2 separate regions of the Homo sapiens genome follow, and region 2 is linked to region 1. The links are chromatin contacts, found by Hi-C or POLR2A ChIA-PET in ENCODE. All regions are on one chromosome and are shown on one strand. The core of a region is the stretch at or near the end of the contact, and the rest is flanking DNA. Distances in the headings are between cores, read along the strand shown. Region 1 overlaps SLC37A1 (solute carrier family 37 member 1). Region 2 holds the start of NDUFV3 (NADH:ubiquinone oxidoreductase subunit V3).

Region 1 (3,645 bases), core at 651-3,150:
CAGGCTAGTCTTGAACTCCTGACCTCAGGTGACCCACCCGCCTTAGCCTCCCAAAGTGCTGGAATTACAGGCTTCAGCCACCGCACCCGGCCTCTAAATAAGGTTTAACCTTCTACAGCAGACACAGGGCCTCTCCTCTGTCAGAAAGACCCCTCCAGCATGTGTAAGGGGCTGCTCTCCCTATCTTTTTAAATTAAATAGCTTAAAGGATTAATGTACTAAACATGCATCTCACTTTTTTATTGACTGCAGAAATTTATTTGTAGTGGCTGAAATATTAGAAAAGGGAAGAATGATGTCTCGTGCATCTGGGTTCTTGGATTTTAGGGAGACAGTAGGCAGTGACTAATTCAACCAAAATGCTTTAAAATCTGTACTTACTTCTGAATTCACATTTAAACAAATCATGTCCCAGTGTCCAAAAGGCTGTCACCCCTCTCTGATGATACTGAAGCCTGCCACTTCTTCTGAATCAAGACCACAGGCCCTTTCTTCTGGTGTAGTAACTGACCCATAGAACTAGCCTTGGCTTCTAAGTATAGTTTCTCTCTTTCCTTTTCCGGCCCTCTAAGAAAGGCTGTTTACAGACTTGCCATCAAGGAGCCAGTTATGTAAGTAAAGGCACTGGCAGGCCTTATTTCAGGCTGAGGGTGACGACCACAACCGGGCGCATGCTGACCTCGCTTACGTGGCATCCCCTTTCGGCGGGCCTGCCATTGCTCTTGGGTCAGGGTAGGCGGGGAGAGTCCCCATGAGGTTGGCTGGACACCCTGGATGTCCCCTTTCCCAGAGTGACCGCTGGGCTCAGTGGGGTGTCACCCAGCCCCTGACCTCCACTCCTTTTCAGACAGAGCTGCTACACTATGTCACGTAGCAGGCAGTTTCTCAGTGGCCTCTTGAAGAGACATGTAAAGAAAGCTGGGGGGCGGGGAGCAAATGTGGGAAAGAGAATGAGGCGCTGCTGTCACTTGGCCACGTGGCGAGCCCGCAGGTCCCCGCGGGCGTTTTAGAGGATTGTCTTGGGGACGGTCGCACTTGCCATCCCTGTAGTCACTTGTCACTTTTCCTCCTTGACGTCTCTGAGGATCCTTCTGATTGGCTGTGGCTCAAGAACTGTTGGGCCCACCAAACGCGGCGTGAGCACGGAGTGGGTATTTGGAGGTTGAATGTGACTCCACCGTGCACTTTGCACGCCAAGTGGGGACTCCACAAATCTCTCTTGTGATGGCCTTTCCCAAAGGGAAGCTGCAGACAGCATCGGGTAGCGGGGTGAGCTTAGCATTTTTAGATAAAGCGATCGTTATTACGCAGTCCCCCCACATGCGTCTGTGTGTATTTTTGTTGTGTGTGGGGGCATTTTAGTAGAGGGAACCCTTTTCTCTTTGAAAGTGTAAGCCCTAAGCGTGGAGTGCACTGGCCACAGAAGCCCCCACACCCACCGGGGGCTCCACAGATCCCATTTGGGGCTCTTGGGACACAGACTGGAAACTGCTTGTTTAGAGGCAGAGGTGCCTCTTGGCCTCCAGCCTTGTCTTGGTCCACCCAGTGGCTTCTTGTTTGCTATGTAAGGAGGAGGCAGCAGCAGCCCCCTGTTTGTTTTGGAAAACCAGCCATGGCCCCACACTCTTTCCCATCTCCTCCAGGAGCAAACAACTCAGGTATGGTGGCTACAAGTCCTGTTTAAGATGAGTGGCTGTGAGCACAGGGCCCGTTCTCAGCAGAAACAGAGCCTTCTGTCTGTCTCGGGGGCTCCTTGCTGCTTAGATAAGGAGCAGAGGGTCTGTGTCTGTGGCTTTAAACCAGCCCAGCAAGTGGACCCTGAAGCACTTTACAAATCCTGCAAGGGCCGTGGGCGGCCTTTGGGCATCTGGGTCCTACCTGAGGCCAAGTAGGTCTTCTGTGTTGACCTGCGGTCACTTCTCTGCGGGTCAGAGGGTGCGCTTCTCCTGGCTAAGCGGCCTCGTTCCGCTTGACTTTTCTCCAGCTGGCTGCATTTCACCCACTGCTGAGCCTGTTTCCTGCGGAACGGCCTGTGAAGTCCTGTAGCCCTCAGCTTGCTATGAGTGGAACTCGCCTGGGGCTGCCCCAGGGACTGCTTCCGTGGGGCTGGGGGAATTCGAGGCTTCTCAAAGCCCCCCGAGGAGATTCCAGTGCTTAGCCACAGTAGAGCATTACTGATGTAGTTTTCTAAACTGGACGATTAGCAGAATTCATGAGAGAAAAGTTTATTCAGAAACTCAAGTCGCCATTCTTTGCTTTCACGTGCCGTGATGGGATTATCATCGGGAGCATGTTAGGCATCTGCACTCAGCCTTGTCATCTTCATTCCAGAGCACCTGACTATGTGGCCACATGTGAATATCTTCATCAGAGACCCGCTCTCCATGCCAGAGTCCTAGCTGTGAAGCCGGGCTTCCTGGGGCACGTAGACGCTGGGCTGCCCCCAAGGCCACCCACTGGGTGCCCACACTGGGCTGCACTCGGTGCCACCTGCCACCCGGTTTCCAAATGTCTGTTTTCCACTGGAAGAGAATTCTAAATATTCTAAATATCAAGGGGCAGGGGAATGTGGAATACATTACCATTTTCTTTTTTTTTTTTAATTAAACTACATTTTTAGTCCAACTTATAACAGGTTATAGTGAGATAAGTACCACAAAGCCTGTTTGATTTTGTGAAAGGTCTGAGATACCTAGAAGCATTTCTTTGTAAGACCTTGAACCTCATAGCTCACTCATGAAGAATATTTTTATTTTATTTTCATTCTTTTTTGAGACAGGGTCTTGCCCGGGCTGAAGGACAGCCGCACAATCACAGCTCACTGCAGCCTCCACCTCCTGGGCTCAGGTGATCCTCCTGCCTCAGCCTCCAGAGCAGCTAGGACTACAAGCGCATACCACCACATTCCACTATTTTTTTTTAGGTCTTACTGTGTGGCCCAGGCTAAGATTATTTTTATGTTATCCTTGCTCTGACTTGAAATCCCACTCTAGGTTGGGGAATCACTCTTCTTTGCTTTAATGAATGTACACTTTGTCCTTTAGGAACGTCTAGACAATCAGAATTCATAAATATCAGAATAGGTGTATTTTAAAATAATGTTGGTGTATTTTAAAATAATGTTATTTCTGGTCATATATGGCCATTGTGAACTCCTAAAAAATGCAGGATCATGTAAAGAATTTCTTATTAGCATTTCGATAAAAATTACACATAATTCCACCACTCGCTGACAACCATTGTTGGCTTAGATTTTAGCTTCTTTCTTTCTAGAAATAGATCCTATAGTTGCCTAGTTACATACGTAGATATTTAAACATTCTTTGAGGTTATAATGACATGCAGTTTTGAATGATGTGTTATTTAATGTGTCATAAGCATTTTCCGTCATTAAAATCTCCCAACCTTTTTTTTACAAGATGTCATTCGTATGGATGTATTTGAATTTTCTATTTTTTCTCAATGATGATGTGACATCCATTTTACTTTATAAGTATCTTTTTACTTTTCAAATTATTTTTTGCCAATAGATTCCTAGAATTTCTGGATCAGAGGATCTGTGTACCTAGCCGTTCATGAAAATGCATGAATGCTAATCATTCTAACACAGTGGCCAGGTGGGAATGTCACCCAGGATGTCTCCAA
Region 2 (3,645 bases), core at 426-2,925, 340 kb after region 1:
GACACAACAGAATGAGCCTAGTGGTGAAGAAAAAAAAAATCTGGCCGGGTGTAGTGGCTCACGCCTGTAACCCCAGCACTTTGGGAGGCCGAGGCGGGCGATCATTTGAGGTCAGGAGTTCGAGACCAGTCTGGCCAACATGGTGAAACCCCGTCGCTACTAAAAATACAAAAATTAGCCGGGCGTGGTGGCTCATGCCTGTTGTCCCAGCTACTCAGGAGGCTGAGGGAGGAGAATCGCTTGAACCTAGGAAGTGGAGCTTGCAGTGAGCCTAGATTGTGCCACTGTACTCCAGCCTGGGCAACAGAGCAAGACTCTGTCTCAAAAAAAAAAATTTAGGCCAGGCACAGTGGCTCACACCTGTAATCCCAGGGCTTTGGGAGGCCGAGACGGGTGGATCACGAGGTCAGGAGATGGAGACCATCCTGGCTAACACGGTGAAACCCTGTCTCTACTAAAAATTACAAAAATTTAGCCGGGCGTGGTGGCGGGTGCCTGTAGTCCCAGCTACTCGGGAGGCTGAGGCAAGAGAATGGCGTGAACCCGGGAGGCGGAGCTTGCAATGAGCCAAGATGGCGCCACTGCACGCCAGCCTGGGCTACAGAGCAAGACTCCGTCTCAAAAAAAAAAAAAAAATTTAAACAAAAAAAAAATCTTTTGGCATTTTTTTTTCTCCCTTTAGGGACAAAGGATCCCTTCTCATGATTATCCTAAGATCTAAGGTTATTCTTTTTGCCTCCCAGGGTGGATGGTGGCAGATGCCCTTGCATTTACTTGATAGCAGACTCCTCTTTGATAAAGGCCTTTGATAAAGGCCTCATTCCGCCAGTTTATCTTGCCACCTCAATGAATCGCTAGCTGTGTCAGGAATCCCTACACAATCCATTTAAATGACTGTGGCAGGGCCTCTTCCCCTGTGGAAGCTGAAGGTGGCACGTCCATCTCCGATGAAATGCGAATGGGGCTCTGGGCACGCGGCGGAAGGCAGAGAAGAGGCAGAGAAAGAAGCTAATAACTAATTACACCGACTCCACAATTACGACTAACGTTGGGGACGAACTCTTTGCTAAATAAACATTTAGGTGAAACAAAGCTTCCATTTCCAATCGGCCTAACTCTGGTATTAGCGTTGGCAGGGGCCATGCAGGAGGGGCAGTGAGCAGTGGTGGCCGCGTTGCCGACAGAGGGTGAGGGAGCTGGGCGCGTGGTGTGGGCGCCGAGGTCCCGAGCTGAAGAGCTTTAAAACCTCTCAAAACACAGAACTATCAATCAAGTAGGACCAGACTGTGCCCCCAGGGAAGGTCGCAGATTTAAGGCTGCGAGGACAAGGGCAAAGAAGTGCGAAGCGTTCGGGTGGACATGCAAGCCGGCCCAGCGCAGACGCCTGAGAGGGGTGCCCAGCAGCCCCCGCAGGTCTCCGCCGCGCCCCCGCCACAGCGCCCAGGCGCCCGCAGGGCACAGGGATCGGCACCAGCCGGTGACGTGTCCCTCACGCTGCTGCCTGTGATTGGTGGTCCCGATCCGGGGCGTGGCCCCAAGGGAGGCACTTAGCCCTACTGGGGATGCGCGCGCAGACCCACGGCCTCTGCTCCGCCCCCAGCTGGCCTGTAATTGGCGCAGTCGGCCCAAGGGGCGGCTGTTCAGGCGCGGGTGCGCGCGCAGCTGCTGTGGCCCTGCTTGGTGCGCCCGCTGTCACCGCCATGGCTGCCCCGTGTTTGCTGCGGCAAGGACGAGCCGGGGCGCTGAAGGTAAAGGAGGAGCCAGCCTGGGCTGGCTGCGCGGCCCCGAGCCTACGTAGGGGATGGGGTGAGGGGGCGCGGTGCTGGTCAGGTCCGGGCCTGTCCGCGACCTCTAGCCGTCCTAGTTGGGCCGCTGACCCCGCTCCCTGGGCCCAGGACTGACCGCCACGGGGCCAGGCCCGGATGTGGCCAGCGAGCGTCCCGCGGTTCCCCCGAGCCGGTCCGCCGCCGCCGCTGCCCGAGGCCCAGGCCGAGGCTGGCGTGCCCCGTGCCGACGGGCGCTCCCGAGGGCTGCATGCCTGGGCGGCAGACTCGGGTGGACGTTCCCAGGTGATGCTGCCGCGCGGCTGGGGTCAGCCGCTGTGCGGCTCCCGCACGGCTTCTCTGAAGGACAGTGACTTCTCCATTTAGCCAAGAGAGGAAATGAGGGAACTTTCAGGGACCTGGTTAACTTGGTAACTTACTGACAGCCGTTGAGAAGCCAGCTGACATGACCTGACCTGTGAAAAGGAGAAGAAGGGCTTTCTTTTCGGCAAATAAAAAGCTAAGGCCAAGGCCGGGCGCGGACACTTTGGGATTTTGCCTGTAATCCCAGTACTTTGGAAGGCCGAGCCAGGCGGATCGCTTGAGTTCAGGAGTTCGAGACTAGCCTGGCCAACATGTCGAAACCCCGTCTCTAAAAAATACAAAAAATTAGTCTGGCGTGGTGGTGCATTCCTGTAATCCCAGCTACTCGGGAGGCTGAGGTGGGAGGATCCCATGAACCCGGGACGCGGAGGTTGCAGTGAGCCGAGATCATACCACTGCACTCCAGCCTGGGGGACAGAATAAATAAATAAATAAAATAAGGCTAAGACCACTTCACTCTCTTACAAATTTTAAAATGGCTGTTATTACAAAAGCAGTAACTATTCCCTGCAGAATATATATGCGTGTGTGTATATATATATATAAATACATATTATATATATTATATATAAATATATATTATATATATATTTATATAATATGTAAATATATATTATATATTTATATAATATATAATATATTATATAAATATATATTATATAATATATATAATATGTTTATATAAATATATATTATATATTTATATATTTATATAATATATAATATATATTTATATATTATATATAATATATATCATAATATAATATATAATATATATATATTTTTTTTTGAGACAGAGCCTCACTCTGTTGCCCAGGCCCAGGCTGGAGTGCAATGGCACCATCTCAACTCCCTGCAACTTCTGCCCCCTGGGATTAAGCGACTCTCGTGCCTCAGCCTGCAGAATAATTTAAAAGTACAGATAGGGAAATTCATTGACAGTCTACCATTACTCCTTCAAGCATCTAGTTCCTAACGATTTCTATCAGCTTTTATATGTTCACATAAGCACATGTACTCATGCTTACAATCATGAACATACACGTTTTCATGTTTATATGTGCACATACAGGCACCTCTGTTCTGTATCCAGCATCTAGAACATTGTACTGTCTAGCACTTAATAGGCCTTAGTGAGTATATGCTGAGTGAGTTGGCATAATATAAAATATCACATTTATATTGTAGACACTTTTGAAGCAGTTTTTATATACCTACATCATTTTAGTGGCCAGATAGTATTTCTTCTACTCTATTTTCTAAGGATAAGAAAACATTTTACAGAAAGAAACATAGGGCCTGGCAGGTGGCTCATGCCTGTAATCCCAGTACTTTGGGAGGCCAAGACAGGTGGATCATTTGAGGTCAGGCATTCGAGACCAACATGGTGAAACCCCATCTCTACTAAAAATACAAGAAGAGCCAAGCGCGGTAGCTCACACCTGTAATGCCAGTACTTTGAGAAGCCAAGGTGGGTGGATAACCTGAGGCCAGGAAC

The links. Hi-C counts contacts between places; a loop is a spot of excess contacts on that map. ChIA-PET counts read pairs that join two places held with the same protein, here RNA polymerase II (POLR2A). Pooled maps may share reads with other maps.
Region 2: a loop to region 1 is called in a pooled map, with 2.4 times the contacts of the local background. The contact joins the promoter of NDUFV3 here to the enhancer-like site in region 1. A Hi-C loop is called at or near these places in 1 of 50 pooled maps. POLR2A ChIA-PET finds 5 or more read pairs at or near these places in 3 of 52 experiments (A673, activated CD4-positive, alpha-beta T cell and activated T-cell).

The regions. Positions count from the first base shown.
Region 1 is chr21:42,555,196-42,558,840 of GRCh38, forward strand. The region is part of intron 10 of SLC37A1 (solute carrier family 37 member 1); the gene reads left to right. Among named protein-coding and RNA genes, the nearest start is that of SLC37A1, 43 kb to the left of the region's middle. Within about 2 kb of position 1,901, at least 3 of the 41 ENCODE cell types and tissues checked have a DNase peak (open chromatin) inside an H3K27ac peak, as active enhancers do.
Region 2 is chr21:42,891,634-42,895,278 of GRCh38, forward strand. NDUFV3 (NADH:ubiquinone oxidoreductase subunit V3) reads left to right here and starts at 1,676. Exons shown (of 4, transcript NM_021075.4): 1 at 1,676-1,748. The coding sequence starts at 1,701. It also overlaps a transcript of WDR4 not described here. RefSeq lists silencers at 1,163-1,462, 1,803-2,052.